3 separate regions of the Mus musculus genome follow, and regions 2 and 3 are each linked to region 1. A link is a loop called in an ENCODE intact Hi-C map of the cell type or tissue named here. Cell type or tissue: heart. All regions are shown on one strand.

Evidence for each region. Peaks named below come from ENCODE experiments on the same cell type or tissue, not always from the same donor. Only the 100,000 strongest peaks of a DNase experiment are listed, where the experiment ranks them.
Region 2: a loop joins it to region 1, with 2.3 times the contacts of the local background. A loop is called at or near these places in 3 of 42 quality-filtered maps.
Region 3: it touches region 1 in a loop (2.5-fold over the local background); 6 of 42 quality-filtered maps call a loop at or near these places.

Annotation. Positions count from the first base shown.
Region 1 is chr9:30,840,476-30,848,475 of GRCm38, reverse strand. No RefSeq gene overlaps it. Among named protein-coding and RNA genes, the nearest start is that of Gm31140, 35 kb to the left of the region's middle. In heart, a CTCF peak has its summit at 4,111; DNase peaks (open chromatin) are centred at 25, 2,385 and 4,215; H3K27ac peaks cover 2,195 bases.
Region 2 is chr9:30,893,653-30,901,652 of GRCm38, reverse strand. Adamts15 (a disintegrin-like and metallopeptidase (reprolysin type) with thrombospondin type 1 motif, 15) reads left to right here. Exons shown (of 8, transcript NM_001024139.1): 8 at 1-2,498. Among named protein-coding and RNA genes, the nearest start is that of Gm31140, 18 kb to the right of the region's middle. In heart, no CTCF peak of the experiment used is centred here; DNase peaks (open chromatin) are centred at 4,742 and 5,822.
Region 3 is chr9:30,777,694-30,785,693 of GRCm38, reverse strand. Gm31013 (a long non-coding RNA gene) reads left to right here and starts at 3,739. Exons shown (of 2, transcript XR_870607.1): 1 at 3,739-3,795. In heart, no CTCF peak of the experiment used is centred here; a DNase peak (open chromatin) is centred at 4,233; H3K27ac peaks cover 412 bases.

The DNA of each region.
Region 1 (8,000 bases):
GCCTGCCACTTTGAATGTCAAATTTCACCTAGTCACACGGCCTTCAACTCCACACTGAACTTGCAGTTGGAGGCAGATGGAGGAGGGTGGGGGAACCAAGGGCCCAGGACCCAGCACTCCTAGGATTTCCCTGGGGGCTCCCACCATTCTTCTGCTGTCATCCAGGGTGCCACAAATGAAGCAGACATTGTTGGCTCAAGTTTTTTTTTTTTTAATGCTGTGGGGAAAGCAAGCAAGATGAATCTGCCCTTGGGAACTTTCTAGATCTAGTACAAGAAAGATTCCTTGATTTACCATAAAGACCATAAATGTTGGGTTCAAATTTGAACTGAGAATCACCAAGGAGAAATCGAGGGCCTTATTTGAGGGGCAGCACTGGGGATGGAGCATAAACAAATGACACCAACCACTTCTAAAGTGATTGCAAACATAGAGACATTATCTACCTAAAGCAAGGCCAAGAAGGTCTTGATCCGTAAGCAGCCACTTAATGACAGCTCTTGGATCTCTGGTGTGTGCTCTGGGCCATGGCCCAGGTATAGCTCTGTGGCTCTCAGTGAGCACCTGTTGCTCGTTTTTGGGTCTGTTCTGTAGGTCACATTGGTACCCTGTCCTTCTTTCTGTCTGTTCCTGTTTCTACTGGAGTCCCATTCATTGGCCCATGAGGGTTCTTGAGTTCTTGCGTCATTATCTTTACAGTTAATATACACCTGTGAGAAGAGATGTGATCTTCTCTCCCCAGGAGATCATGGGATCTTAACTAAGGGACAATCTTTCTTCTCTGTTCCTTCCTGGTATCCAGTGCATGGTTCCCATCTGCAGTGATGCCTGATGACATCATGCAGAAGGTTAGACACGGTCACCTTTCTATTAGCAAGATTCTGTGACACGACACATTTGAGAAGAGCTGAGAGCTAAGTATACATTCATTTATTTCCCTGCAGCATCTTCAAGATTGCATATGGCCAACCCTCTACCCATATTTCCCAACATGATGTCAAGAGTTTGCAGAAATGCAAAGGTGAGGAGACCTCAGTGTCTCAGAAAGTGGCAGCAACTGCATTTCAGCCGTAGGGAGCTTGAGGTTCAAAGTATATATGTCCTTGTTGGGCAAATGTTGGCTTTAGAGAAAAGACTGGTGGCTCGGTGGCTTTGTTTGCCATTGATCTTTGCCTGGTATCCAAAAGTGGCTCTCTTGTGACCAAGAACAACAGACTGTAGCCCAGCAGGAACATCATTCATGAGCGTGTGCACGATGTCTGTAATCATGCAGAGAGGGGCAGAGGGCATGGGAAGGAATAAGATAGGGCTAAGACACCATCTGGATTGATGGTTGTGGAATTGTGGATGCTCTAAGAACATTGGGATTGAGCTGTGACAGTCTTCCATCCAATGAAAGCTTCCTAGAAAACCCTGTCACAGAAAGAAAAGCCAGGAGAGAGGTGGAGGGACTGTGGAATTTCCACTAGGTACATGGTCAGATCTGGGATTCTAGACCTCCTCCTTCTTGGCTTGACCTAAAGGAGAAACTCTAATCTCTCTCCCTCCCTCCCTCCCTCCCTCCTTCCCTCCCTCCCTCCCTCCCTCCCGCCCCCCTCTCTCCTTCCCTTTCTCTCCCTTTCCCTCTTCCTCCCCCTCCTCTCACCTCCCCCTCTCCTCCCCTTCCCTTTTCTCCCTTTCCCCCTCTCTCCCCTTCCTTCCCCACATCTTACCCACATCCATGATCTTACTCTGTCTCCTAACTTGCCTAAATCTCTATATACCCACGTTGGACTCAAACTCACCATCCTCCTCTCTTATCCCCAGTCCCTGAGTGCTGGTATTATAGGAGTGAGCACCATGCTGGGTACTGATATCTTACAATTAGAAAAGGGCTTCAAATGGATGGGCGCTGACATTTAGCTTGGGTCTGAATCTCCCTCCTTTTTTTTTCTGAAATTATGCAGCCTGAAGTTGATATTCTTCCTTTAGGCCCCTGCACCTCTGTTCTCCTGTAGTCAAAAAGTTTGACCATGCTTGGATCAGACAGAAGGCTTGGAGGACTCTGGGAGTGTTAAGTGTGCTGTGTACTCAATAGTCGCCTAGGGGTGGAAGAAGCAGATACCCTGAGAGGGGCTGTTGTGTATAGCAGAATGGTGTGTGAGGTATGGCTGTGTGGGTGTCTGTGTGGGGTCTGGGTGGGAAGGAGGCCACAGATGGGGTGTGCACATCCTGTGTGTGGTCCTTCTGGCCTTGAAGCCCCCAGGAGGCTCTGGTTTGGAGTCACTGGGCGTTGGAGGCTCTTGGGTTGCTTCCAGCAAGGCTGGTTGGTGTTGAAGGGACCGTCTGATGGCTGTGGGAAGGGCACCAGTCTGCCTGGTCTCTGAGGTGACTGATTTCCTCTGTGTCTCTGGGAGTGGACAGTAGTGTCACAAATTGCATGGGAAAAAGGGCTGCCTGGGGCGGGGCCCAGGCCAGCAGGGGTGTAGACGGGAGGGGCTAGAGAGGGAGGTGGATGCCCGAGTCTTTGGGGAATAAGGAGAAAAGGATTTGAAAGCCAGGATAAAGCATTTCCCGAGCACTTGGCTCTCTTCATCTATTAAAATTAAAGCCAGGCCTCTCCTGGAACGTTCCATTTGAGATTCTTCTGGGAAATTCAAAAGACTGGGGAGGAGTGGGGGGGTGAGTTGGGCTTTTCTGCCTCAGTTGATAGTATCCATGCTGGACGGGGCAGCACAGCAGTTTGGTATTTGTTTTAGTTTTGAGCACTCACTGAGTTCTAGGCCTTGACTTAAGGGATATGTAAAATAGTCATAGCCCGACGGAGAATGCATATAAATAAACAGATGGTGATGTGATAACTAATGCTTGAGAATGTCAATTGTAAATATGCATGCAAGGTTGATATATTTGGAGAGGTGTGTGTGTGTGTGTGTGTGTGTGTGTGTGTGTGTGTGTTGTTACTGGGATTTTCACAAAGACAGATCTAGGTCTACCTATTGATCTATCACCTAGATATAAAAATGGCTATTTCCCTACACAGACCAACTCATACATTATTAACTGGGATGGACTCTGAGAAGTACATCGTTAAGCAATTGTGCTGTGATCTGAGTACCACAAATGCCTAAGAGATATAGACTCATTACTCCACGAGGCCTCAAGGCCATCAAAAGACACAACAAACACGAGACGTATGAGGCTGCTGTTGTCATGCTATACTCTGTTTTCAGTAAACTTAAATTAGTTTTTACAAAATGGAGTACACCCTAAAGCAACAGTTGAAAGCACAATCTACACACAAACAAACAAGCGATAGAACTGTATTCTCCGGGACCTACACACTAGCAATACCGTTGGTTTGTTTACACTAACATCACCACATATATGTGAGTAATTGGTTTCCATATGAGATCACAATGGCTACAATGTTACTAGGCAATGGAGAAGCTTGTGCAGACTTCTAGGATCACCACTGCACATGTTGTTTGCCATGGAATGAGACCTTAATTGTAGTGCATGACTCTCGCCTGCAAGCACTTTGTACTGTGGGTGAACTTGAAGCACTTTGCCACTCTCCCTTACCAGATTAAATATTCCTTGCAGGAACTCCTGCAAGCAAGTGGTATGACTGGAACTCAGGCAGGCTTCCTTAATGGTTTTCTCTTACTAAATCTATCCATAGAGGTGAATCCAAGGTACCAGAGGAGATTAGCGATAAGGGCATTTAACTTTGCTCCTGGGATCCAAGAGAGCCTTCCCAGAGGAGGAATCAGGTTGCAAAGACTAGAGCTCCCAGGTTGGACTGCATCTGTGTGTGGGTGTGCTGGGATGCAGGTGTTCCGAAGGAGGCTTCAGAACTGTCCGTGGCAAGAGTGTGAGAGAGAGAAGGCACCTCATTTTTGGCCAGTCAAGAGCAGGTCAGTGCAGCCCAAGCTCTCTCATCTCACACCAAGGAAGGCAGGGTCAAGGTCCCAAACATGTGCACGGCTCCTATCAGCTGACTGTATTCCAGGCTCCAGTCTCTCCTCATGATGACAGCAGTGCAGATGTAGCCAGCACCGGGAGGGAGGGAGGGAGGGAGTCAGTCCACCAGGGAGAGGGAGGGGGGTTGGAACCAGTCTATTTCCCAGCAGTGATACCACCCCAGCCATCAGCTCCTTGCCAGCAGGGTCAGCACAGGCATGGTGAGACGGAGGTGGAGGAGCTGTCTGCGCTGTTGCTCAACCTCGGCACGTGGAGTCCGATGGCCTGGGTCAGCTGCTATCTGGGTCTTGTTTAACATCCCTCCTCCTGTGAGCCCTGCTAACTGGCCCATCTGTCCAGCTGATGAGAAGGCTTGCAGGCAAGGAATGCTGTTCTCCCAGGTCTAGCCATCTTTCTGTAGCCAAACAGATGCGCAGAACAAATAAACAGGCCAGCAAGTCGTAGATGGGTTGTGTTAGGCTTAGTTGAGACATGCTGTCCTTTTTGAAAGCTGTTGATGTGTTTAAAAGAGACCAACATCTGGGGCCAGACCATATCTGGCTGTATATTGAGGCCAAGACTCTTAGCCCATCCACAGTGACATTGTCTAAATGTTGTACTTTTCGAAGAGTACCAAGATTGTAACCCACCATAGAGTTAATTGAGTCCTTCCTCCTGGATTTTGGACTGTTACATGTGAGTTCTTTTTCTGCCTCAGGATTCCTAACTGTGCAGGTTAGACTAGGTGATAGAAGTCCCTTCAGGAACTGCAAGCTGCGTTTTCCCTGAGTCTAGATTTTGTTTATTGCATCTGTCCCATGTTTTTTTTTTTTTTTTTTTTTTTAGCAGGGGCAAGCTTTTGTATATAGTCCCAGAGATTTGTGCTGTTGGGAGGACCTAGAGGACAGTTCTACAAAACAGAAGTTTACCATTTTGGGGTGGGGAAGGATCCAGGCTCAGCAATGGAACAGACCTGGGTTTGGGAACACTACCTGTCTTTGGCAGGTCCTTAGATGAGCTCTTTAACATATTTGGTCTTGGTCTTCCCTTTGGTAGAATGAGAATAGCAAGCCCAACAGCTCTTGGGATTTTGTGATGATTCCCAGGACAATTCAAGCCCCCCCCCAAACTTCTCATTTCTTCCCTAGCCTGACCTCAAGTCTCTTCTTGCAGGGAAACCACACTCAGCTTGCCTGGCCCTTTCCTGCTCTTTCCTCTGAAGCTTCCTCTTTCCCAGCCAACTTGACCATTCACCCAGCTTGCTAAGCATCTCTTATAAATGCAGGCACTTGGAGCATCTCTACGTCTCCCCCAAATCTACAGACAAAGGCTCGAAGAGCTTGGCTGAACCCCCTCCCTCCTCATTCCATGCTCAGCTTTGCAGAATGGCTGGCTTGCAACTGGTTCTGTAAATGTTACAACCACCTCCTGTCTGAGCCTTAGTGCTTCTGCTTAGGGCTGAAATGCTATGTGGAAGCCACTGGTTGTCCATGCTCAGACCACACACACCTTCCTGGAGCTGCCAAGGAGGAAGGGAAGAGAAACTGTGTGCACCATTTGTTTCTGACTTGAGACTCCTAGCATTCAGCATATCTGGGGTTTCTCCCTCCACTTAAACACTTGAATGCTGAGCAGCTCCAGTGGCAATTGCTCACACATCCCTTGACTTGCCAGCTTGGCTATCCTAGAGATTTTGCTACTCAAAAGTGGCCACCTTTTGCCTCCCAGCAGTTCCAAGGCCTGAGGACTCAGAACTTTTCTTGATTACTTTTAGAGACACCATCTTAGTTTCTTCTGTTTTTGTTTGTTTGTTTGTTTGTTTGTTTGTTTGTTTTTTAAATCTTTTGGTGGGGAGGGGAGTACAGGCTCTGTGCATCCCAGGTTGGCACTGAAGTCGCTATATGAGAGAAGAACTTCTAACCTTCCTTCTGCTACCTCCCGAGTGCTGGGATTACCAGCATACATCGTTACACCCAGTGTATTTGGTATTGGGGATGGAACCCCAGGCTTCACCCGTGCTAGCCAAGCATTCTTCCAGCTAAGCCATGCCTCCAGCTCATTATCTATAGAGCCATAATTTCTCTTAATCAATCCCTTCCTGACAATTGGCCATCATTTCTATGCATAAAAATAGCCACAAATGCCTGTCATCAACGTTACTTCCTCTGAGCAAGTTCTGTCATTCTCTTCTTAGCCTGTGTATTGTGCACAGAGGCTGTGAATTAGTTCGGGAAAAGGGGGCCACATGGTGTGACCTTCTCAACTTTTCCTCCTTTAGAAAATCACTTGTCATATCCTTTCAATGATCAGGGCTCAAGTTTAAATATTCAATGATATTGTGGTGATTTGAATATGTTTGGCCCAGGGAATGGCACTATTGGGAGGTGTGGCTTTGTTGGAGGAAGTGAGTCACTGTGGAGGTGGACTGAGAGACCCTCCTCTTAGCCACGTGGGAGCCAGTCTTCTCTTGCTTCCTCCAGCACCATGTCTGCCTAGACACTGCCATGCATCCCGCAATGATGATAATGGACTGAACCTCTGAACCTGTAAGCCAGACCCAATTAAATGTTGTCCTTTATAAGAGTTGCCTTGGTCATGGTATCTCATTGCAGCAATGGAAACTAAGGCACACATCAAGACCACCCTTTTCATTTGGATTTAAAAAATAGTTATATTGCTAGGAGTGGTTGTACATGCTTATAATTTTAGCTCTTAGGAGGCCAAGGTAAGAGGATTAATATCATGAGTTTGAGGCCAACCTTGATCCCATACTGAGTTTTAGACCATCCAGGGCTATCTGAGAGATGGTGCCTTAAAATAAAACAAATTGGTTTTGTTGAAGAAAAAAATGATTTCTACAAACTGCACTTCATTTTGTCATGTGTATGTATGTGCAAGTTCATGTGCATTTAGAGGATAGAGGACAACTTTAGGTGTCATTTTCAGATGCCAGTTACCTGTTTGTTTGTTTGTTCATGTATCATTCATTTATTCATTCATAAGTTCATTCATTCATTCATTCATTCGTGAGACAAAGTCTCTTATTGCCTGTATTTTTACAAGTAGGTTAATTCGCCTGACCAAGCAAGTAAAGGGATCCCTGTATGTGTTTCCTCAAGCACACACCGCTAAATCCAGCTTTAACAGAAGAAACAACGAACAAACAGATAAACTAGGGTTCTGGTGACTGAAGTCAGGTTCTCATGCTTGTGACCCTCGTCTTCTCCCAAGACCCCCTTTTTCTTTTTCTTTTTTTTTTTTTTTTGTGGTAAGGACACTTTGCAGAAGATTCTAACAGAATTCTAAGTACATACTTCAGTATTATGACTGTTCAGTACAGCGCTACAGAGCATATTGCTGTCGGGGTTATTGCCCACTGGGCAAAAGTTTTTCATTTTGCTTTCCCCTTGTCCTTGGCAAGTGCCACTCTTTCTTTGCTTCTAGAAATTTGACTGTTTCAGATAGCATGTACAAATGTATATGAATATACATATATATGTATATATGCTATATGTAGCTGTAGTATAAATGGAATCATGGAGCACTTGTCTTTCTGGGACTAGCTTATTTGACTTAACATAACATAATATCCTCCAGGTTCATTTTTCTACTGAAAGCTGGTAGGATTTCCTTCTCCATTTTTATCTATCTATCTATCTATCTATCTATCTATCTATCTATCTATCTATCTATCTATCTATCTATCTGTCTGTCTTCTATGGAGGGTCATAGGTAGCCTAGGCTGGTCCCTGTCTCTCTATGTAGTCAAGAATGACCTTGAATTCTGATTCTCCTGCTATCACTTCCCCAGTGCTGGGGTTACAGACAGGAGTCACTCTGTCCAGTCTTAGGAGTTCTTTCTTTCTAAAGGCAAGATGACCTCCCTCCATTTCCTTCTGCATCTATCTATTATTAGATACCCTGATTCTGTGCTGCATGCACTGGACAGATTTGCCTATAATTTTTTTTCTTGAAGAGCCAGAGGAGATGATTCTGGAATATGTGTGGAGATGTATTTTGGACCTCTTTGGCATTCAAAAAGTACCAGCATTGAA
Region 2 (8,000 bases), 53 kb before region 1:
CATGGCCTGCAGCTTGGCACCCTCAGGTGATCCTGGGAGCTCTGAGCTGTCCCTGAACAAGGCAGGGGTCTGGTGGTGCCTCTGCCTTCTTTCTTTTTGACTGATGTGGATCTAAGAGTAAAACTGTTCAGGGGTTACTAGAAGCCAAAGGGACAATGAGATTGGGTTCATTTGGGTGCAACTTCCCTGTTTGCTCATCTTCCATCTTGGTCCTCCTTGAAAGACCAGCATTTTGCAACCTGGATGGTTAAGGCATTAGACCAGCTGGGGAAGCCTTGATGTGGCCCCTGATGCTTCGAAGGCAGCCAGAGAAACTACAGGGACCACTTGTTGATCAAGAGAGAGCAAATATGACGAACAGATGCTTGCCACGTCAAAGGGGAGATGATTTGGTGGCTGAAGCAGAGAACACAAAAGCTCTAGAGGGTTCTGCTCTCAGTAGGGTTAGGATGAGTAGGTATGGAGCTGTGGGGTCTGGCCTGGAAGAATGTCATCCTGGGATAGCGAAAAGGAGTTCTGACACTTTGGTCATCTAGAAAGGAACATGTAAGAGAGGCTGATGATGAAGATCATGCACTGCCCTAGGGACCTTCCAAAGTGACCATAGCCCTGTACCCACTGAGGGGAAGTGGTTGTGCCTGGGAGGGTGAGGTGCTGAGAACCCACATGCTGGCAAGTCAGCCTTCTACTCTGGCAGCTCCTGCTGTCTCCTGTGGGCATGCTACATTATGTCTCCCGGCCTTCAGTTCTCTGGTAGGTAAACGGGCTTCATTGTTTGCTACCTCAGATCATGCTCTCTAGGACAGAAGTAACCTGGTGCTCTCACCCGTCTCAGCAGGATGTGCTCAGCCACGGAAATAAGTCTGTGCGTGGCTTTCCTGATCCCATAGCCTGGCTATCAGCTGGGGCTCTAAATACAAAGACAGAGTCGGGTAGGGTATCTTCTTCCTCAGGTTCCTTGGGATCATGTTTTAGAAACACTTAAGAATCAGTACCCTGACCTTGGGACACTGGAGACCCATCTGTCATTCTTGTAGACATGGCAGTCAAAAAGAAATCCAGGTGTTTCTTATAGCAGGGTAATTCTTGAAGACTTGGAAGCTCCAATGTATATAGGACATCTCCAAAGACTCGGCAGTACATCCAGGACCTCAGCGGAGGACTAGATGGAGACAAGACCAAAACCCTTGTCTTCACTGTGGAGGAGGGGGGTCTTTGTCAGTCCTTTTACATGTTCCCTAGTAGTCAGAATCCACAGACCAGCTTAGCCCCTAGAGCAGTGGTTCTCAGCCTCCTAATGCTGCAACCTATAATATGGTTCCTCATGTTGTGGTGACCCCCAACCATAAAAGTATTTTCATTGCTACTTCATAACTAATTTTTCTACCGTTGTGAATCATACTGTAAATTTCTATGTTTTCCAATGGTCTTAAGCAACCCCTATGAAAGGGTAGATTGACCTCCAAAGGTACCGCTACCCACAGGCTGAGAACGACTACTCTAGACTGTTATTCTAACCCTGGTCTGTCTCTGGGCTGTAGACCTAGAACAGAACTCCTACAGTGGGTGAAGGGCATGCGACCCTCTGAGACTAGGATGCCATCACTGGCGAAGGACATCGTACTTCGGATTTATAGCGACAAAATGAGTACGTCAGAGTTGTAGTGACAAAAGGTCCCCAGGGCCTGAGGCTGAAGGGGAGCCTTGCTTGCTGATGAGAACATGGTGCCCTGTGCTTGGGGCATTCTGTCCCTGTGAAGAGAGGCACTGCTGGGCTGAGTGGAAAGGGTCGAGGTACAGGCAGGTGGGCAGTGAGGTGCTCTCACTAAGGTGACTGGCCTCTAACAGCATTGCTGTCAGCTGTTTTACAAGTCATTTCAAGGAGGGATGGCCACTCTTGTTCCTGACTCATGCCAGGTATCCACACTCTTTTTCCTGTCACAATAGTTTTTATTTTTGTTTTAAAATTTCTTCTTTTGAAAAGAACTATGACGAAGACAACTTGGGAAGTTTGTCTTGCTTTTGAACATTTTCTGTCAACCCGTGCTGAGCAGAGGTGAGGTGGAGGCACAGGTTTCTAATGATGGAATAAAAAGTCAAAGTGATGTCTCACACTTATGGAGAAGGACGTTCTGGGGGCTCCAGGAGTATCTTCATTGGGTTATGGACCAGTAAGACTTTGGGTTAGGGATCCCCTAGTCTCTTCTGCCTATTGTGTGCACTGATTGGAGGGTTTAGACCAATCCCTCCTCTTATGGAGCTCATCATGTTAGGGAGGAGGCTGGAAGGAGCCCAGCGTGGAAGTCGGCTCCTGGAGACTCTAGATACTGTTGCTAGAGCCTCTTCCCCTTTGGGCTTGCTTCTTTTGCATTTCGTGTACTGCAGAAGGATGAGAGGGTCTGGCGACTGGCTGAGTGTGTATACTGTGTATACATGGGAGCTGGCTGCTGAGGTGACAGCGACCTCCTCCTAATAAAGTAGGATATATTTAAAACTTGCATCTTGTGTCTGTCTCTGTATCTCATCCATGGGCACATTCTTCATGCTGTGGTGGGGTGTCGGGGACAACAGGGTCAATGGTAGCGTCATCCCACTGCATGAAATCTCAGATGATGAGGAGGTAGAGCCTAGGCCAAAAAGCAAAGGGGCAGTGTCCTGGAAATCTGCATGGGTGAAGAAGAAAGCCAACCAGTGCTAACGAAGAGACCCTGGTCCCAGTGTTTGTGAGTGGTGGATAGTATAACAAGTCATGAGTCTTACAGAAGAGGAGTTCAGGTCCAGGCTGGGGTCTTAGAGAGGACCTCTTGGTCTGTATTTGGTGGGTGGGGGATGAGTCACGAGGACAGGCCAGCATAGTCCACTATAGAGGACTTTCTGCTACTCACCTTAGGGAAAACCTTGTTTCCTAAGGAAAAGATTCATTGTATTGGCAGAATATCTACCTTTTCCTAGTTCCATGTTGGGTTGACAATTTCAGCAAATATGCAGGCCTTGGCTAGGTCTCAAACAACAAACAAACAAACAAACAAACAAACAATCCCCCCAAAACATTCAGAAACCTGAGGTCCTTTCTTAGGACCTCATTTTCTATGTAGAAAGTGAGAAGCATCGTTTGAATCATCCTTGATGGGGCCCTGAAATCCAGCGGTCTTTTGGCCTGTAGGCACAGCTGTAGTTGAGACATTGGTGACTATCTTATTTTAGTTTGGAATCACAAGTAGATGGTGTGATGGCTATTCCTGGTTGTCAACTTGACTACATCTGGAATGAGCTACAATCCAGAAATGGGAGGCATACCTGTGATCCAGAACTTGAGGTTGGAAGACACAGACTTTTCACCTGGATCTCGACATGGGATGACACACACTTTTAATCCAGATCTTGAGGCATAGTGGCTATGAAAAGTTCAGGCTCAGCCAAGGTTGTACATGCCGTTGGTCCCAGGAGACTGAGGCAAGCAGGTATAAGTTCAAGGCCAACCTGGGACAAAGCAAATTCCAAATCCAGGGTGGTGGTATATACCTTTAATCTGGGCCACACCTTCTGCTGGAGGCGTACATAAGGACAATGGAAGAAGGAAGGCTCACTTTTTTTTTCTTTTTTTTTTTTTTGCTTGCTTGTACTTACTTGCCAGCACATCTGTTGGAACCTACCTCTTCAGGTTTCTAGCTTATACAGAAGACCAGCTGAAACAACTGGCCTTGTGGGACTGAGCAACTGCTAGATCCTTGGACTTCCCATTCACAGCTTCCCATTGTTGGGTTAGTTGGACTGCAGACTATAAGTCATTACAATAAATTCCCTTAATATACAGACATTCCTTGCGTTCTGTGACTCTAGAGAACTCTGACTATTAAAATGGCTTTGTCTCTTTGACTTTCTGGCTGAGCAAGGCCATGGGGACTAATTTCTCTGTAAGCTGGACAGCCCCTTCTGGACAACTGATGAGGAGGACAGACAGGAGATTTGCACAAAGCTTCAGCACTTAGGGGTTCTGGGAAAGGGCAGAAGAACCTACAAGACTCTATGGGCTACCAGGGGCCTGGGAAGGACATTGAGGGGTTTGGGTCAATGCCTAAGCTTAATTGATTCCTGTAATAACTTCATACTGTGATAACTTTATAATATTACCCATGACATGGTTATCTTCTTGGGGGTAGTTTTTGTTTGCCCTCTGGTTTCCATTGCAGCAATTGCTAGTAGGACTTATCTAAGGTAAAGTTCATGTGAACTGGTTTTGGGGGTGGGGTGGGGTGTCAGCAATGGAGGAAACAGAAGAGGTTTGGTTCTGCTGTGCAACCAGGCCTGGAGTCTCAGGAGAACGGCCAAGGTAACATCGAGTCAAGTGGCCATGTAAGCTGCCTTCAGGAATGGACAAGCCTGCTGTGTGTTTTTCTAAGCTTTCTAGTGAAGGAAGGAGCAGTGTCCTAACTTTTCTGGCTTTTAATGAAGGGTAAGAACAGTTTGCTTTGTGATGCTTCTGTAGGAAGAAAGTACATCTTTATCCTAGTGAGGAGGGGTGTGTGTGTGTGTGTGTGTGTGTGTGTGTGCGCGCTTGTGTGTGTGTAGAAGCTGGGATAGTTTTGCAGAAGAGTTTTGACTCTCTGAGCTAAGCTCTGCATGCATGCCTAGTGAGTCCTGGCAGGCCTCCAGCAGGCTGAGCTGGCAGAGCCAAGGGCATCGTGCATGACCCTAGAGTCTTTCCATTGATCCTTGGCTTGTACCCAGCCCTCCCTGGGTGAGTCAGCCTTCAAGCTGCAATCCTGGCAACAAACCCCTTTGGGCCTGTCAGATGCCACCGTGTCACCTCCCAAGCCACATAGCTCTGAGGAGGTTATAATGAAATGTTCACGGATCCCAAGCAGGATAGGCTGCTAAGCTGAGCCCTGCATAGAGCAAACTCATTTCTCACCCTGTCTGCCCACCCCAGGCCCTGGGTGATTTGCCCCACCCAGATCTTCCTCTGGAGCCTTAGTGGGAAGCCCTTTCATTGTCTTGTTCTGGGCTATGGTCAGTAATGCAGATCAAGTTCTAAGAATGGACAGAAATGTGGTAAAGAAGATAGGAGGCATTCCCAAAGGAAGAATCAGAACAGTTTGCCTCCATCCTAAAAAGAGCTGTTTGGGAAGAAAGGAAAAAATGAGAAGGAGACGGTCAGATACGGGAATCTAAAAACACAAAACAAACAAAACAACAAACAAAAACAACGAAAAATTGTACTTTGGGAAACATGGACTGAAGATAGTCCCGGTGAACAGTGGGGGCCTGGTGATATCAGAGATATATCTTAAATCCTGTTTTTGCTTCCCTGTCCCCTTCCCACCCTGCTACAGCCCATACAAAACTATAGGGCCTTGGACCCTCAGTCCTTGACTCTGACCAATTATTTTGATGAACCAGGGCCCTGAATCTGTAGTCACCACAGGAAGACCTTTCTCACAGAGAGTCAGCAAACATGGCAGGTTTGCTGATGAAAGGGCAGCCTTTGGGTGTCCCAGAGAAGTGTGGTCAGGGTACTAATCTCTTGGAGTGCCCTCTTTTGGTGAGGTGTGCCAGGTGGGCAGGGGTGGGGGTGGACTGGGGCGTCGGAGGGGCTTCCTTCCAGCTGCCCATCAGTGTTCTTTAGTTGTCTGTCTCTTAAAGAGGCAGGGAGTCATTTATGCAACCCATTGCCTTGCCCTGAAGAGTTTCTTATAGGGAGCATGTTCCTGAGACCAGCCTCTGTGGTTCCCGAAGCGCCCATCAACACACCCTGGACTTGCCCAGGATTCCTGTAATGTCCCCTCCTAGGAAACCTATTCTCTTAATTGCTTTCTTGGCATGACTCCCAGTGGTGCTGCTGCTGCCATTTCAGGGTTGGGATTTGGCACATGGAAACCTCTTTGCCACCAAATGAACCTTGACTCAGAGAAGTTCAGAAACCTGGGATAGTCTGAGCGACTGTGAGTGACAAAGGATGAGAAAAGTGTAAGAAGTAAATCAAACTCTGGGCACAGAGTCCCTTATTTCTCCAGAAACATCTAGAACCATTGCCACCTTCCTTGAGATATACAGAAGGTACAAAGAATAATAAACTAAAACCTAGGTACCAACCACACAGTACAAAATATAAAAAACACTATTGGGTGTGTTGTGTGCCCCCGTAATCCTACCAATCAGGAGGCTGGGGTAGGAAGATTATGAACTCGATGCTAGCCAGCATTACATAGTGAGATCCTGTCTCAAAAAAAAGTTCATAATTCAACAACTCCGTCAATCAGTTAGTCAGGAAGTAGTTAAAACCTCCACAGATGCCTCGATGTGTGCCCTTCTCCTGTCACAGGCAAGTGTTAGCTCCATTTTGGTGTTTATCCCTTCCTGGTGCAGGTATGTATTCCTAAGCAGTGGGTATCCTGCCTTGCACACTTCAAGCCTGCGGATAGACAGGGTAGCATGTTACATGCTATTCCTTCCAAATCACTTTCTTTTCTTTCCGTGTTTGTGAGAGCCATTTGTGTGGACACAGTTGAGTGGAGTGCAGTGTCCCTATGGTCTGATATATTTTCTCAGTGTGTGAATATGAATGCGGATGTGTAGGTTGTCTCGAGTAGTTCACTGCATAATTCTGTTGTGAACATTCTTGTACATGCTCTCCAGTGTACAGACCCTGTGAGTTTTGTAGAAATGGTGTTTCTGGACCATGGACTATGTGTACCTTCAACTATTGCTAGCTATTTCTAAATAAGGCTATTTCTTTAAAAGGCTAAAATAATTAAAAAAAAAGCATATCAACATATTCACCTTCTCCTTCAAACCCACCTTCTCCTGTCATCCAGGCTTCCAGGACATATACAACACACTCAATTTAAGAGTGGGGTGAGGAGAGAGTTGAATAAGGAACATTTTAGGGTGCCTAGGTGAATAGTTTGCTTAGTCAGTAAAATGCAAATTGTAAAAACATGAAGAACTGACTCTAATCTTCAAAACCTACATTTATTTTTAAAAATATAGGCTTGGTAGCACATGCTTGCAACCCCAGAGCTGGGGTGGCAGAGATAGGCAGGTCCCTGGGGTTCTCTGGCCAGCCAGAGAGTTTCTAGATACTGAGAGACCGTGTCTCAACAAAACAAAACAAAAACCAAGTAAACAACCAAAAATTCCAGGGTGATGTCTCTTGAGAAATGGCACCCGAGGTTGACCTCTGGCTTCTCCATACACATGCACACATATGTGCACCAACACAAACATATACTGACATACATATGTACACAGACACACAGACACACAGACAGAAACACACAGACACAGTGTGTGTGTGTGTGTGTGTGTGTGTGTGTGTGTGTGTGTGTGTGTGTGTGTGTGAGAGAGAGAGAGAGAGAGAGAGAGAGAGAGAGAGAGAACAACTGGCAGAAATGCAGGCAGGAGATAAGAACCCCCGCGAGCTATCTCATGATAGCAGTCTAGGTTGGTAAGTGAGTAAGCAGTAGCCCTGGAGGTGAAGGGATAGATGCTATGAACAGGCATTATGACCAAAGCAACTCATGTAAGGACAACATTTAATAGGGGCTGCCTTACAGGTTCAGAGGTTCAGTCCATCATCATCAAGGTGGGAGCATGGCAGCATTCAGGCAAGCATGGTCCAGGAGGAGCTGAGAGTTCTACATCTTTATCTGAAGACTGCTAGGAGAAGAGTAGCTTCCAGGTAGCTAGGATGAGGGTCTTAAAGCCTATGTCCTCAGTGACACACCTACTCCAAGAATGCCATGCCTACTCTAACAAGGCCACCTCTAATGGTGCCACTCCCTAGACCAAGCATGTACAAACCATCATAGTTAGAGATGTCTCTTTGATAGGGCTTCCAGACCGGAGCTGTGTTAGTCCTTTTTACACTATTATAACAAAATATTGGAGCATGGACAACTTATGAAGAAAACAAGATTATTTTGTTTGTAGTTTTGGAGGCTGAGATTGAAAGAGCCTGTATTGGCTTTGGTGATAGTCCCCCTGGCTACATTACATCA
Region 3 (8,000 bases), 63 kb after region 1:
GTGACTGGCTTGGTTTCCTCTCACTTCACTTCTGAAATCTTTATAACCCTGCTGTAGCTTCTTGTATTCATTTGGTAAACTGTGGGTGTGCACGTGCATGTGCCCACACACACACACACACACACACACACACACACACACACAAGTGCTGTGTGATATTAGAGTTAATATGAACCTGCATTCCTCTTGGTCATATTACCAAGGCTTATGGGGTAATATGGCAAATTGCTGCCCTTGAAACTACTATATCTTGTAGATATATTGATATTCAATAATTTCCAACATTGTGGAAAGACATTGACATATTAGCCTATCGTTCTCACATAGTACAGTGATGAAAATCCCCTTTCCTTTTTCTACGGATACTTTCATAGATGCTGTAAAAGAAATGGCAGGTACTATATAGAATGAATATTTGTGGACCTGTGATCGTAACTTCCCCCATAGACATTTACTTAGCACCCTATGCTACTGGGGGCTACAAGCAACATAGGCCATGTAAAGGACACATGTTAACTAAGGGACTGAACCTTTCACTCTTCCCTGCCACCCACACGATTCAGATAGCTTGAATGTAAATGAATACCATGCACTTATCATTAACTACAAGGTGTGGGACCTCGACATTCTCTATGAAACTTGTAAAAGGACACCAACTGCCTTGTGAGTCTGATCTCTTTTCAAATGCCCCACCATAGATTCTGTATATGGTCAATAAGTTTCTGGGACCCCACAATCTGAGACCTTAAAATAACACCGAGTAGGGATATAGACAAGATAGTAGAGAGGAAGTGACAAGTGACACTACGGGATAGTAAGGGCACTACAGTGTCAAAGGTAATGCCAGAAACAGAGTTGACCAACTGCCCTTGGGGCGGGGGGGGGGGACCCAGCTTTTATGATTTCTTAGGGTATTTTATTTGCTGCTCTTAACTTAGGCTACCATTTCCCATAACTCTATACTCATTAAGTCTTTCATTCCTCCAAATGTTTTTGAGCCCTATGGAAGATCTTTCATCATCCCTTACCAATCAATGTGGGACTTCAGGTGTCTTCTTAGGGTCTGCTTCCCTGAACTCCTCCTTGCTAGAATTGTTGGAGGGAATCGAGGTGAAATCTGAACAGCTTGGTTATTGAAAAGAAAAGAAGCTGATTGTCTGGGAGGGTGTTGAAAAGTCAGCAAGATCTGAAATAGGAGGGCGATCAAAGTGTCTTGGGAAGAGAGAAGGCAGACCTGTGCACACAGAAGCTAGTGGCTCTAGGGAGAAGACAACCACTCACTGTAATGGCAACAAAGGGCCTCTTTTGTCCATTCAGGCACAGGCCTCAAGGGGTGAACAGTCTTGGCCCTAGGAGTGGCCAGGGGTGACTCTAGGCTCAGGCTCTGGCTCCCAAAGGGACTTCAGAGAACTAGAATTAACATCAGACTTGAAGTGAGGACTCATGGTGTTAGAAGACAGGGTGGAGGTGGGGTAGGGGGTGGGAGGGAGGTGATGCTGAAGAAGACCCCCCTGCAGTCTCTGCATACAGTTAACAGTTGTAACAATGTCATCCCATGGAATCCCATTGTCTATTTTAATTCCAAAAGTCTTACTGTAAATTAGATTTTTTTAGGGCAAAAAAACCTGGGCTTTGGTAACCCCAACAAGCTAGGGTCAGCCACTCTTCTCAATATGCCAATGAAAGAGATAACTGCTCATGAGAAGCAGAGGAGGGAGATCGCTCAGTGTGGCCCCACTGGGAAAAGGAACAGGTAAAGGGATCTAATAATCCTACGTTTGTCTTCAGGCTACGGATAAAGACTTAGGTCTAAATAGAGGAAGAACTGGGGCAGTGGGCAAGAGGTTAAGTAGTCTGGTCAAGTTGTGCTCCTGCTCATTACGGTCTCAGCTCCTGCAGAGTTGTCTGCTAAATTGTGACTCACAGTCAGAGGAGACCAGGTTGGTTTCTACAAGATGATCTGCTCCAAGGTGAAGTTGCTCATTCCAGATAAATTGCTCACATCTTGGGAATGTTCTATCTTCTGGGCTCACTGGTACTTGGTGGTAGTCTCAGTCCCATGTTGCATCAAATATGCATCTCATTGTTTCTGGAATTCATGGTGACTCAAGAAGAAAGGGTAAAGACAATAACGTATGATTATTTGGTTTTTGTTTGTTTGTTTGTTTTGTTTTGTTTTTCTTTCTTTTCTTTTTTTTGCCTTGGGATGGGGTGGGCAGGGGCAGAATGAGTTAGGCTAAGTGAACACACACTGGGCCAGTGATGAACATGCCCACATAGAGGCAAGTAGGAGTCTAAGCCAAAGTAAAGAATGCAGACACAAAATGCAGGAAGAGATGCTAGGCCTGTATCAAGCTTTTATAGTCAGTCCTTGTGGGACCATGTGAGGAGCCTGTGTTCTCTAGAAAAGCCGCTTCTAACTATCTGTTATTACTACCAACTACACTCTTAGGTCAGTGGGACAGATGCATCCAACACATGGACCAATCACTAGATCGTCTATACCTGTTCTAGGAAGTGTTCTCAAGTGCAGACAGAGCATGATGATTCTCCTCACTTAAGTCTCAAGTTTGGGACCTGGGAAGATGGCTTGGTGGTTAAGAGCATTGGCTGCTCTTCCACAGGGTCCAGTTTCATTCTCAGCACTCAGATGGCTGCTCTCTGTAATGTACATAAGAATTTCTACAGGTTTTAAATCACCTCTAGATGATATATAATGCCCAACATGACAATAAGCATGTAGAAACCACTTTTACTAACAAGCAGGGACTCCTTACTTAGGTCCATGTAGCTAACAGCAGGATGAAAGTCTGTAAGATGTCTTCATTTCATGTCTGTCTCCTTTGCTTCATGTCATGTCTGTCACTCAAGTCATGTCTTCCTAACATATGTCTAATACCTTTTCTAGGCTGCAGGCACAGAGGTATATTATTGTCCTAAGCCTGGGGTCATCTTGAATTCTAAAAAAGAACAAAGCCTCTGAGAATAATTATTGATGATACACATCTACTCCCCAGATTAAAAGCAATCTCCTAGTAAAACCCAATTGGTTGATACTCTGAAGTGGGCTTCTTCAGACAACCACAAAGAGCAGGAACTAAGACAATGATCAACCAGTCTAGTCTCAGCCAGAACAGCATAGTGATGCAAACCTTCTGGGTTTTGCCTCAGTTCTGCCTCTATTGAAAGCTGAAGCTCATGTCAGTTCCCTTCAGTCAAACTGCAGGGTGGGGGTGAATGGGTTAATTAAATCTCCTCTGTCTGCTTTTTATCATCACTTTTTATTGTATTTGGATGGGAAGCTGAACCTAGCCTGTTGGAGCAGCTAGACATAGGGCTTCTGCCTGGAAGAGTTCCTGTTGCAATATGATATAAATATTAAATAAAGAGGGTTATACTATATGGTTTTAGGACTAATTGGAAAAATCTGCACTGTCCTGCACAGGTACAATTTCTTTCCCAAACATTTTCAATCAGTGGTTGGTTGAAACCTCAGATGAAGAACCAGTAGATATAGAGCCTTGACTTGATAAACATGGAGACTTGACTAGCTTCATGGGTAGAGTATAAGAGACTCTGAAAAGAAACATGATCACTAAGCACAAGTCAATTAGCTTCCCACTCACCTTCCAAAATGCTTTATCAAGTGTCTCCTAGCTACCCGATACAGTTTCTAAAGTTAGAATGGTTTGGGGAGGCATAGTGGTGTTCCAGAGACCTTGTTATGCTACTTTTAGTCAGTGACTAGGTAAATCACTGAATTTCTGTGGACCTTTTCCTTCATCTGTCATGAAGGTATGTTTCCTTTGAAGTTTTACTAGATTATGGTGCATTTCTGGCAGAGAAGACATATACCTACTGAAATTTATTATTTGGATCTGCAAATGAGACCAATTAGAGTTTATAACTTGGTGTTTGACTCTCACTGTTGTCTCATAGCTGTTTCCTACATGGGATTCTGGAAAGAGAGAGTGTATATCTGAAAGACATGGGATCCTCCCAATGATGGTGGTAGCATTGTCACGCATGGAGATGATAGTTTTAGTGGTCAGGTTTTCCTTCACGCTGCCTTGTACCTGGACACCAGGGATAGACATACCTTTAAAGTTTAGTCAGTTCTATGTGGTTAGGAAAGTCATGTCCCCACAAGAGTCAGTGGTGACTTATGCAAATTTCAAGTTGAGTCAGGAATAGAACCTAAGTGCCCTGGATTCCTGCCCCATACCTAATGATAACATCCCGCTATGTTCCCTGTATCTGGGCTTGGCCGTGTCTAGAGGCAAGAGGCCTTGGTGAGCTTACTTGGTTGCTCTGGTTTGAAGAACAGAGGGATGTTAGCCTTCCATGGGGAGGCTTCACAGGCTGAGTTCCTCAGAGGCCAGTGGTGAGTACAAGTTCCTCCCTGAGACCTCAGTGAGCACTGAGATTTGAGAAGGCTCTACAGGCTTGAGAAGAAAGAGACACTGAAGCACTGAAGGGGAGGGGCAGAGAGATTTATGAGTAGACCCTAAATGAGCTTACAGGCCTCATCATAGCACCAGGAACGTTGTGGGGTGAACTTTCTTCAAGTATTTAAGAGACATGAGTGCCAGAGCACTCAATGATTGAACCTGGGTGGAGGGGAGAAGAGGGGGAGTCTTACTCAAAACCATGGAGGCAGGGCCTTCTCCTCAGGACCCGTGTCTGTTTGGGCAAGGCCCAGGGCTTTAGGACCAATAGAATCTGAGATGCAGATCACATGGGCTAGAGAAATTGGCTCAGATCACTTTTCCTGTGAATTGGCAGGGACAAAAGGGAAATAAGAACAACATGAGTAGAAGACCTGTCCTTCTTGCTTATTTGATTCTTGCAATGTTATGGGGAGCAGTGCTAACCACCTCAGTGTTGATTTGTTACGTGTTCTTGAACCCCTCCTTTAACACCTCCGTGTTGATTAAGTGTGTCTACCACAATCCAGGTTAGCTTGTCTCAAACTCACATGGCACACACTGTCATTATGTTTTTTCATTGTCTAGCATCTTGAAAGGCCACTGTTACAGTCTGAACCTGCAATGTCCCACGGGTTAGACCCTTGCTTCCCATCTGGTGGCTCTCTCTTAGAAGATTATGGAAAACTCTTTGGAGGTTAGGTCTCTGGAGGAAAATGGTCTCAGGTGTGCCTTTGAAAGTTAGACACCAAGACTCTTTCTCATTCTTTGCTTCTTTCTTATCCATCACAGATGAACAGTTTCCTCTTCCACATGCCCCTGCTGCCCCCTATCCGATTAGCACATAGAACCATACTGCCTTAGACTGAATTAGCTGAATCCATAGGCAAAGAGAGATCCTTCCTCCTTTAATTTGTTTTGTGAGATATTTTGTGACAATTGTTAAAGCAATTGATGTTTATTGTACGCTTAATCATCTCGGTCACTCTATGCTGTTCTACAGTAGATAATTTTAACCTCTGTGTAAATCTATACACAGAATTTCTCACTTGGTGGTTCATGTGTGGCTGGCAGGCATGCCCCAAATTACATCCTAAAGAGTATCAGGGCCGAAGGGATATGCCCTGTTTCCTTTGCAGCTCCCAGGGTACATTGCAAGCCCTATGTGATCTCAACATTTGGGTTTAATTAAAAAAGCAAGAACATCAGAAGCAAAATGAAAAGCACATGACCAAACAAGCAAAAATGTGCGACATATGTGTAAAAGAATGGCATCCCGAGCACAGAAAAACAACGGATGTTGCAATAGAAATGGAGAAAAACAGTGAGTTCACAAAAGTTACATGTTTAGAAGACTCACAATGATCACAATTGTATGATAAAAATGAAGTACAATTAAGCTAGCAAAAAAAAAAGACAACTGGTTTAGTGAGCATAAAGGAAGATAAGCACCTCTAACCTTGTTGGCTTTAAATATGTATACATTTAAATATATATATGATATTTATATATTTGGGGATTTTATTCATGAGTGTTGTAGTCACATGATTTCCACCTCTTTCTCCCTCAAATCCCTCTTACATCACTCTCATGCCTTCTCCAAACAATGGCCTCTCCTTTAATTAGTATTTTCACAGTCAGCTCTCCTGCTGAGTCCATTGGTCAGAGGTGTCTTAGAGACTCCTCAAACAATATCGGCTATCACCCTAGGCCTTCATTGCCTCCCAGAATTTGAGTGTATGATTCTTTTGCTGAAGACATTACATACTTCAGGCATGGGGCTTCAGTGTTTGAGTTCAGATCCACAGCTAGTCAAAATGCAGAGAACAAGTGACCATAGGCAACCCAACCCCAATTGGTATATTCACAATGTAACCCCTACACCAAAGGGCCAGGGAACACTATGCAAAATGTGGTAGAAGTGGAAAGACTGTAAGAGGCAGTGGACTAGGGCACGTGCTGCTAGATAGTGTCTTCTAGACACGAGAGGGATGCTATACCATGACATTTCAACAATATGTTTGAGTGGACATGGCATGCACGATGATTGTGTCACTCCACATGCCAATGTAGATGGGGGAAATGACACAAGACACCACCTCTAAAGGGACCACTACAGGCAATCAATGACTGCCTAGGGAAGGAGAATAAGTTTTCTTCAGGGATGAACCTGCCAACAGTTATTCAATCTCAAGTGGTCAGCCTTAAATACAGGCAAAGATGACCTGCTGACTTTAAAAAAGACCATATAAAAAACTTTCCTTCCTTCCTTCCTTCCTTCCTTCCTTCCTTCCTTCCTTCCTTCCTTCCTTCCTTCCTTCCTTCCTTCCTCCCTCTGTCCCTCCCTCCCTCCGACCTCCCTCGGTCCCTTCCTTCTTCCCTCTGTCCCTTCCTCCCTTTCAGTATAGGGTTTCATGGATGCTATTCAAATGTTCTAACCATTAAATATATTTCCAGCTATGCCCATTTTCAAGGTTGTACTAAAAATGAAAAATTTCCCTTTGTGAATCATTTAACATAATATGCTGCTGCTAGCTGCTTCATACAGAATATCAACACTTATTTTATGACCATACATTTGTGTTATTCTGATTTTAGATTATTCCTTTAGGGTCAAATTTTATTAACATTTGTTATTTATTATATGTTATATGATCCATACTCAAATCATCCCCCACACTCAACATAGTATTAATAATAATAATTTCAAATTAACCTGGTTTCTGTAGGTCAGTAATTTAGGCAGGCCACACAGATAGCTTCATCCAGAACACTAGACTAGAGTCACCTAAAGACTAACTCTCAAAGCTAGCACTGAGGCTTGGTTGATCTGTTAGCTAGAGTTCCATTGGTATGGGCTTTCTTCCAATATGGAGAATGAAATCTAATGGTAAGGTGAGAAGGGTACTGTTGCTTTAACAAATTACCACAAGTATAGTGGCTTTAGTCTGGACCACTTACTCATACATTAATAATAATAATAATAAAATCCTAAAGAACTGGGTGGATCTGACAAAGCACAACTCATCTCGTAGGAGCTGGTTCCAAGTATGTCCTAACTTGGTGTCTCATGCCCTAGCCTGTCTCCACACAGACTTAATATTTCCAGAACTCTTTCTATGCCAGATCCTAACACTAGAATCACAGAGGCTTTCATCCTGACTTTCCACTGGGGTTTGTAAAAAATGCCTGGGTTGTATCTTTCCCAACATTGACACTGACCAGCACCCTAGGGCGTGCCAGATCAAATGGCCTGAGTTCCGTGGTGCTGTGGCACTATTGTTCTGTGTGTACTTACTGTCCTACTGTGGACCCCTCTAGGGCATAGTGACTTCCCATATTATCTACTACAATCATTCCTTGTTGTCTGCAGGCTGCAGACCCATGTATTTAACCAAGCACAGATCATTATCTTTATAGTTAGGCCTATGTTAGTTGACTGTTACTGATCATGGATATGTTTTTCTTGTGACCATTTTCTAAACAATATAGTTTGTTAAGGCTTGAAAAATATTGCTCATAGTATGTGTTGGCTATAAGCAAAAGCTCACCTTTTAGGTGAGGGAACTGAAC